2 separate regions of the Mus musculus genome follow, and region 1 is linked to region 2. The links are chromatin contacts, found by Hi-C in ENCODE. All regions are on one chromosome and are shown on one strand. The core of a region is the stretch at or near the end of the contact, and the rest is flanking DNA. Distances in the headings are between cores, read along the strand shown. Region 1 holds the start of 4930542M03Rik (RIKEN cDNA 4930542M03 gene). Region 2 has its middle 8.2 kb from the start of Gm35399.

Region 1 (4,135 bases), core at 947-3,446, 300 kb after region 2:
TGGGGAATCGGTTCTTCTACCATGTGGGTCCCAGACACTGAATTCAGGTCATTACATTAAGCCTTGATGACAGGCATCTTTACCCACTGGCCATCCTGTAGGCCCAGAGAGGGGGAATTTACATAAACGAATACCTAATGAGCCCTTTCATGCCCTAGTCCCTGTGTGGGGATGATCTCACACCCCTGCCTGTCCCCAGCGAGATCCTCATGTCTGATGAACTGTCTGCTCTCACCACTCCCTGAGGGAAGATGACCAACAACTCTCCCAGCAATCTTGACATTCTTAGCAGATGCTAAAGATGGACCTTCTGAGCCAAGCCAAACCCTCAAAAAGCCCTGTAAGCCCCTCCCATATGTCCCCAGGGTTGTCATGGTCCGGAAGGCAGCAGCCAGTTTAGGTCTGAGACAGATTATCTGGATCCCTGCCTGAGTATTCAGAAGACACACCCCCTCTAGTGTCTAGGGCTTCTTCCAGGGTGGTGGGCTGGCTCCTTTACAGTGGCTGCTGTACTATGCTCCTGGGACTCAAAACCAACACCTTGCCCTCATTAGTGCAATGTTCTAGTCAGCGGTCTTAGGGAGATGTGATGATGTTAATTATGTACTGATTTATTTAATTCCTGCTCTTGTAAAATGAGTGCTGCTTGCCTTCCTTCCTTTCCCCAGGGGCTTCTAAATTCCTGGGGGCATGGCAGGGGCTGGGGCTGCCAGCAGCAAAGATAGTGGGCTGGACTCAGAGGTCACAAAAAACTAGAGTCATTTGCTAGCTCCAGTGACCCTGAGTAACCTCCTTGAGCCCAGGATTGGGTAAGGATTATGAGTTTGGCGCTGGGCCTGCCCTGAAGGGAAGCTCTCAGTAGATCTCTGCCTCTGTTATCATTATTGTTCATTATTATTTTAGTCTCTCGACGGAAAGATCATCTCCTTCGCTCCATGTCTGTCCTGGACAAGGAATCCAGTAGAATTTCCTGCAATGAATAGAGGGCTTCAGTATCTGCGCTGTTCAACATGGTGGCCGTTTGCCCCTGTGCTTTGAGCAGCTGAGGCACTGAATGGCAGCCATGTGCCAAAGAGATTCAGAAGAGTCACCTGGGTCCTGTGGAGACCGGGCCATGAGTACAGATGCAGGCCATCTACTGAGAAAGTACTTAAGTAATATTAGCAGCCACAAACAGTGAGAAAAGTTATGACATATACAAAATCCTCCTGCCCCCGCCTCTGGAATAGCTGAGAATATAAATCAGTGCCTCTGGATAACAGGTTTGTCTGCACCATTCTGAATATCTCCTGAGCCACAGCTCAAGAAAAAAGAGCCGTTTCCACTGCTCAGGGACAAGGGGAACATGAGGACCATGAGGATAAAGATAACTGCCTCATCTGGTCATACAGAATGCTCCCGGGAGAGGCAGCCAGGGTACTGCACAGAGAGGAGGTTTGGTGAGCATCTATCTGATGGTGGGGTGTGACCTTTCTTCATTCCAGTTCTCCAACTCCAAACAGGGAGTTGTTAAAGTCTGTGTCTTTTCTGAACACTAAGTTTCCATAGATCCATCTATCTGCCAGGCTCGGTCCAATAGCTGGAGGTGGGAGGTATGACCAGAAAACAACGGGCCAATAGCTGGAGGTGGGAGGTATGACCAGAAAACAACGGGCCAATAGCTGGAGGTGGGAGGGTACTACCAGAAAGCAACCGGCTTCTAAGAAATGGTTGGGCTGGATGCAAAGCCAGGGCCCAAAGCTAGTCTTCGGAATTCCCCTTTCTGACAACCAAATGAGAAAACAGTTCCTCCATTTCAGAGAATTGGTGCAAGCTTGTAACCTTTGCTTCTTGCACAGCAAAAGCTTGAGCCACGGGGTGGAGGTTTCCCAACTCTAGGACTCCTCAGTGTCTCCAGAGGCAAAACCTCAAATTCCTCCCAAAGAATAGGATCCTCTGAGAGTCCCCAAAATCCTTACCTTCATCCTGGCTCACTGCCTTCTGGGTTCTCATAGGACAAGGTAGGGTTAAGGAGCCTCTATAAATTGTGTCTCTTTGTAGAACAGCGGTTCTCAACCTTCCTAATGCTGCGACTCTTTAATACAGTTCCTCACGTGCGGTGACCCCCAACCTTAACATTTTTCATTGCTACTTCATAGCTGACATTTAGCCACTGTTATGAATCACACCGTAAATCTCTGATCTACAGGATATCTGATATGCAACCCCAATGGGGTCCCGACCCATAGGTTGAGAACCACTGTTCTAGAATCTCCTGGCCTACTGTTGGAGATTCCCGCGTCTGTAGCCAGGAGCAACAAGACACCAACCAGAGCCAAGGGCACACAGTATATTTCTTAACTGGATTTGGGATGACTAAGTACAGTGGGTGGTAAAGCCAGACGAGATGACTGACTGTCAGCTAGACATGTGGCCACCTGGTTAACAGGTTCAGATAGGGTCTTCCTGCTTCTGCTTGGTCTACACTACACTCTACTGTAGAGCACCTTGGGACAGAGGTCAACTCTGTTCTGACAGGGCCCTGTGTCCTTGCCCGGGGAACCTTTTCCCAGTCCCACAAAGTCCCTGGCTTCCACAGCAGAATTTCAGCTTTTGAAAAAGCCCAGCTTCAGGCCAGCCTACCCAACCATCCAGTTCTGGGTCTGGGGTAGGTGGAGATCACCTGTACCTACTCAGCTGGGAAGTAGGTTGACCCTGGGATCCACTGCCCCCCACCCCACCCTCCACCATATTAACTGCTTACCTCACTCCTGTGACAAAGTACCTAACGGAAACAGCTTAAGAAAGGAAGGGCTTATTTCTGCTCATCATTTTCTTATTATTTAGTGTGTGTGTGTGTGTGTGTGTGTGTGTGTGTGTGTGTGTGTGTGTGTAAGCTCCCACATACCACAGCCTGTGCAGGCAGGCTGATGTACCATAGTGCATACACTGTAAAGAGGCCAGGGGACAACTTGGGAGTCAGTTCTCTCCTTCTCTCTGTATGGAGACGCTGTCTCTCATTGGTTCTGCCATCCTGTGTACCGCAGGCTAACTGGCCGCTGAACTTCTGGACGGTTCCTGTGTCTCCCATCCCGCTCTGAGAGTGCCAGGGTTACAGATGCATGCCCCTCAGCTGGCTTTTGATATGGGTTCTGGGGACTGACCTCAGGTTTGACCTATCAAACCATCTCCCTGTCTCCTATTGGAGGATATGATCCATCTTGGCAGGGAGGCCAGAAACATGAGGTGGCTGGTCCACATTGCAGCAACAGTTAGGAAGCAGAGAGAGAGAGAGAGAGAGAGAGAGAGAGAGAGAGAGAGAGAGAGAGAGAGATGCTGGTACTCAGACGTCCCTCTCCTTTGGTTTCTATTCAGTCTAGGACCAAGGTCCACGGATGGTGCTGAGCACAGGGTGGGACTTTCTACGGCAACTAATTTGGCCCAGATACTCCCACACAGACACACCGCTGGGTAATTCTAATGTCAGTCAGGTTGACATTGATGAAAAGATACCACACTGTTGCACTTGAGATTACAGGCCCATCTCTAGAACTTTTGGAAGGGACAGGAAGGAAGCTGTCTTTGCTCTGGCTGACACCTGGCACCAGCTGATCCTGGCTGAGTAGCTTTTGAGGCCTTCCCGCCCTTGGACTCTCATTGTGTGTGGGAATGACTCTGGATACTAGGCTGTGCACAGCCCAGCAGTCAGTCAGCTCAGGCCAGACCTTTCTGTGAGGAAGAAACCAAACCAGAGAGGGCTGGACGCCAGAGCTAGAAGGACCAGAGCTAGGAGGAAGCACCCAGAGCTAGGAGGATCAGAGCTAGGAGGGAGCACCCAGAGCTAGGAGGACCAGAGCTAAGAGGGAGCACCCAGAGCTAGGAGGATCAGAGCTAGGAGGGAGCACCCAGAGCTAGGAGGACCAGAGCTAAGAGGGAGCACCCAGAGCTAGGAGGATCCAGAGCTAGGAGGATCCAGAGCTAGGAGGGAGCACCCAGATCTAGGAGGATCCAGAGCTAGGAGGGAGGACCCAGAACTAGGAGGACCCAGAACTAGAAGCACCCAGTATGTATAGTTTCGTTTTGGACACAGAACTCTCTTCATGAGACCTCATCCCCCTTTCCCTTAGATGGTGGTTCCCTGGGAGCAAGCTGTGTT
Region 2 (4,242 bases), core at 1,037-3,536:
TGCCAGGACAGCCAGGGCTACACAGAGAAACCCTGTCTCGAAAAACCAAAAAAAAAAAAAAAAAGGACAGGATTTGTGACTGACCCTATTCTCAAAATGTAAACGGGACCTCATCAGGGTACCCCATTAACACACTCGGGACCATTTTTCCGTGTTCTGAAGACCTGTGTCTCTAAGGTATGTAACTAACTAACCAGCCCTGCCTTCTCTTCTACCACAGTCCTCTCAGACTTGACCTCCAGTGCTCCCAGCCCCTTCAAGGGAAACTAAAGAGTAGCCTGAACAGAATTTATTCTGGACCTGACTGGTCAGGGGAGGGGCAGGCTGGCGCCATACACACAACCTGTCCTGGGTTCTGCCTGCCTCCTGTTCTGCCCCAGGCACTGGCGACTCCCTTTCTGCACACGGGTCTCAGCTGACTGGATCTCTGTTTGCTGTGCTCTGTGCCTGTGTCCTTAGCTCTGGGACTGGGTGGCAGAGATACACATCAAGGACCCAAGCCTTTCGTTCCACTGTAGTTTACTGACAGAATCTTTTTGTTGCTGTTGTTTTGTTTTTGTTTTGAGTCAGGGTTTCACAGTGTAGCCTTCCTTGGCTGTCCTCGAACTCAACTCTGTTAGACCAGGCTGGCCTCAAACTCACAGAAATCCCCCTGCCTCTGCTTCCTGAGTCCTGGGATTAAAGGCACGCACCGCATCGTCATGCCTGCCTACAGAATCCCTTTTTCATCCTTTAGCCTTTCTGTTTTCCAGAGTAAACCAGGCACGCATCGAGGAGTCCCAGTCCCCAGCTATGGGAGAGCTGAGTCATTCATGATCTCTGTGGCTCTCCACCTGTTACCTTCCCTGCTTTACACATGAGAGACTCTGAGTACCTGGTGTAAGGTGACCTGGGCACGAGGTGCAGTGGTATAGGTCCCACAGTCTGACTTCCTCACAAGCAAGTGGAGAAGGTGCTCCCATTGAGGTGGGGGGCAGGGAACCTGTGACATCACATACTTTGCTTAGCTCCAGCAGCCCCTACCCCAAACCCAGGGTGCATCCCGTCTCCAAAGTCTTGGGATTCCTAGCTGACTGACTGACAGCAAGAGCCCAAGCAGTAATCCACACTGGAAGAGGTAACTAGGTAAGTATGGCTTGGTTCTCAAGCTCCCAGCGCCCAGAGGTGTGGGGGAGGGGAGCAGGTAGCTTAGGTGGACCACCCCAGGATGCCGAGACTCATCCTGGTTACCAGGGGACCTTACGGGGCAGCAGCATTAAGAGTATCTTCTTGCTGTTCAGTGGTGGTGCACACCTTTAATCCCAGCATTTGGGAGGCAAAGGCAGGCAGATTTCTGAGTTTGAGGCCAGCCTGGTCTACAGAGTGAGTTTCAGGACAGCCAGGGCTACACGGAGAAACCCTGTCTCGAAAAACCAATAAATAAATAAATAAATAAATAGTATCTTCTTACCCTGTACCAACTCTAATAAATAAATAAATAAATAAATAAATAAATAAATAGTATCTTCTTACCCTGTACCAACTCTAGGCACGTGGTTTAATTCCCTTAGCAGAGCCTGCCCGATGTTCCCACTCCCTGGCGAGAAACCGGAGCCACAGAGAATGGCTTTTCCTGGTTTGAACAGCTGGGCCCAAGACAGATGACTCTGTGGGTCTGAATTCAAGCCAAGTGGCCCTACCCCCTGAAAAGGCCAAGGAAGAGCGTGCTGCTGTCTCGGGCCCTGCTGATCCACACTTAGCACTTCCCCACAGCTAGGACCCAGAAAGCCGCGTGCTCGGGACTACCGGGAGGGGTAGAGGGCTGAATGGGCACACCATGAAAACAAACAGGGTAAGCCTGTTTTTCTAGCCTGGCTAGAACACAGTCATCGATGGGTTAAGGAGTTGAGGACTCTGGCCATTCCCACCCTAGGAACACTACGGTCCCCAGGGACCTGTATGGACTGCCAGCCTAGCTGTGACATCATTCTGGCCAATCTCCTGCCGTCACACTTTCCTGTTTGCACAGCCAGACAGCACAGTTCTCTGCTCACATCCATTCCTAGTTGCTATCAACTTAATTCTACGAACAATTTAGTTTAGGTGAGAATTGAGGTTCTCCTGTCTCTCCACTTCCTTGTACCCTTGTTTTCACATCTCCTCCTTTCTATACCTAGAGGTTTTTAAACAAAGGTAGAATTTACCAGTCTTCTCATGTAAACACCGGAAAAAGCAGACATCCTTGCAGTCACTGGTCTGCTCAATTGCAGTGGTGGATTATGACCACAAGGGGGTGCTCTGCAATCTTCACCATATTGACCCACACAGTAAAGGACTTTTACATCAGTGGCAGCCATCCAGAAAACAGCAGTTCAGTAGACTGCTTTGAACAGAGACCAGAGACGTCAGGAAGTGATGTACAACATTGTGGCAGGAAGGATACCTGGCAGTCCCTTGCTCAAGCTTCCCTCCCTCCCAGGAGGAGGAAGTAACCTGCAGTGGGTCCTGACTCTCCTTGACCTTCAAGGTGGTGCCTACAGAGCTCACTTGTGGTCAGAAGCCATCAGTGTAGTTACTCAGGGACAAGGCTATGCATTAGAAGAGTTTGAGGTGGGGGAGGCTGAAGAGAGATCTCAGTGGTTCTTAAGAGCACTGGCTCCTCTTACAGAGCACCTGGGTTCAATTCCCAGGACCCACATGGTAGTTCACAACTGTCTGCAACTAGATGTATATGCAAGCAAAACACCAATGTACATAAAATTGTTTTTTTTTTTTAAAAAGACTTTGGGAGAAAACGATTATATTCCAGATATTTTCTTCAACACTGGTGGCAGAATCATAAATGCCCCCCTCCGACACCCATTCAGGTCAGTGCCAGAGTTAAGAGCCTACTAACATTCAAGGACATTCAAGCAATGAATGTCACCACATAGGTGGGTGGGACATGAGATGGGGTAAACTTGACAAGCGTCACATGCTCATGAATATCTTCAGATCACCCCTAGGAACCAGGGAGCACTTTCAGCTCAAAGTGTGACAGGAGATAAGTCATATCACCAACGCCCTAGGGCGCAGAACGGGGAGAGACTTTCACAAGCCAATGGTAGAGAGTCAAACATCAGGGAACTTTGGGGAAGGGAGAGACACCCTTGTAATCACTGCACAAAAATTCCCTTGTGATGGTGCCATGCCTCAATCCTAGCCCTCGGGAGAGTAGCCATAGTGAGTACCATGCCAGCCAGGATGCACAGCCATCTTGCTGAATCTTCAACACTCTTCGGAAAAGCTAAGACCAGTAAAAAAGTAGTTACAGGCAGGACAGCGGTGGCACATACCTTACTTCCTAGTGCTCAGGAGGCAGAGACAGGAGGATCTCTAGAGAGCAAGTTCCAAGACAGTCAGGGCTACACAGAAAAACTGACTCAAAAAAAGGGGGGAGGGCGGGGAAAGGGGAGGGCTGGAGAGATGGCTCAGCGGTGAGAACACTGACTGCTCTCCCAGAGGTCCTGAGTTCAACTCTCAGCAACCACAAGGTGGCTCACAAGCATCTGTAGTGGGGTCTGGTGCCCTCTTCTGGTATGTCTGAGGACAGCTACAGTGTACTCACATACATAAAATAAATCTTTGGAAAATGAGTAATTACACTCTCACCAGTTCCTTGTGGCCACACACGGGGGTGGATTAGAGGGAACCCAGGAGCCAGACTGTAGGTAGGAAGTTAGAGTTTGGGAAAAAAATTCGGGTTCCCCAGAGGCTACCAGTGTTGAAAAAGAAAGCTGCTAAACCTCTCGTGAATTTCAGTACGAGGAGGAAGTCAAGTCATTGGAGCTAAGGGCAAGCAGGAGAGACTTTGTTTGTATTTTTTAGCTTGCCTCCTAGTTAGGGAACAGGCAGTTTGAACCAGATAGCATAGGAAGGCCATTTCTAACAGAGCAGATGTATGCTGGGGGTGTTTGTTGGTTGATTGGTTTGGTTGTTTGAAACATGGTTTCTCTGTATAGCCCTGCTTTCCTGGAACTTGAACTGTAGACCACCAGAACAGCCTTGAACTCACAGATCTGCCTGCCTCTGCCTCCCAAGCGCCAGCATTAAAGGTGTGAGCTACCACTGCTGAGGCATGTATGCAGTTTTGACAAACTAGTCATGGACACCCGTGCTTGGTACAGTGATGCGTTTAACCTCCAACCCACCACCAAGCTTGACCTTAGTAAGGATTGATAACAAGCAACTGGGGAATGGAGGGAGGGATGGCTCAGTGGTTAA

Evidence for each region. Hi-C counts contacts between places; a loop is a spot of excess contacts on that map.
Region 1: a map of heart shows a loop between it and region 2 (2.6-fold over the local background). The contact joins the promoter of 4930542M03Rik here to the enhancer-like site in region 2. A Hi-C loop is called at or near these places in 1 of 37 maps with a recorded cell type or tissue (heart).

The regions. Positions count from the first base shown.
Region 1 is chr17:45,879,256-45,883,390 of GRCm38, forward strand. It overlaps 4930542M03Rik (RIKEN cDNA 4930542M03 gene), which reads right to left and starts at 2,197. Exons shown (of 2, transcript NR_152136.1): 1 at 1,959-2,197; 2 at 594-970.
Region 2 is chr17:45,579,386-45,583,627 of GRCm38, forward strand. No RefSeq gene overlaps it. Among named protein-coding and RNA genes, the nearest start is that of Gm35399, 8.2 kb to the left of the region's middle. Within about 2 kb of position 2,287, at least 2 of the 3 ENCODE cell types and tissues checked have a DNase peak (open chromatin) inside an H3K27ac peak, as active enhancers do; they include heart, where a contact is called at or near this core.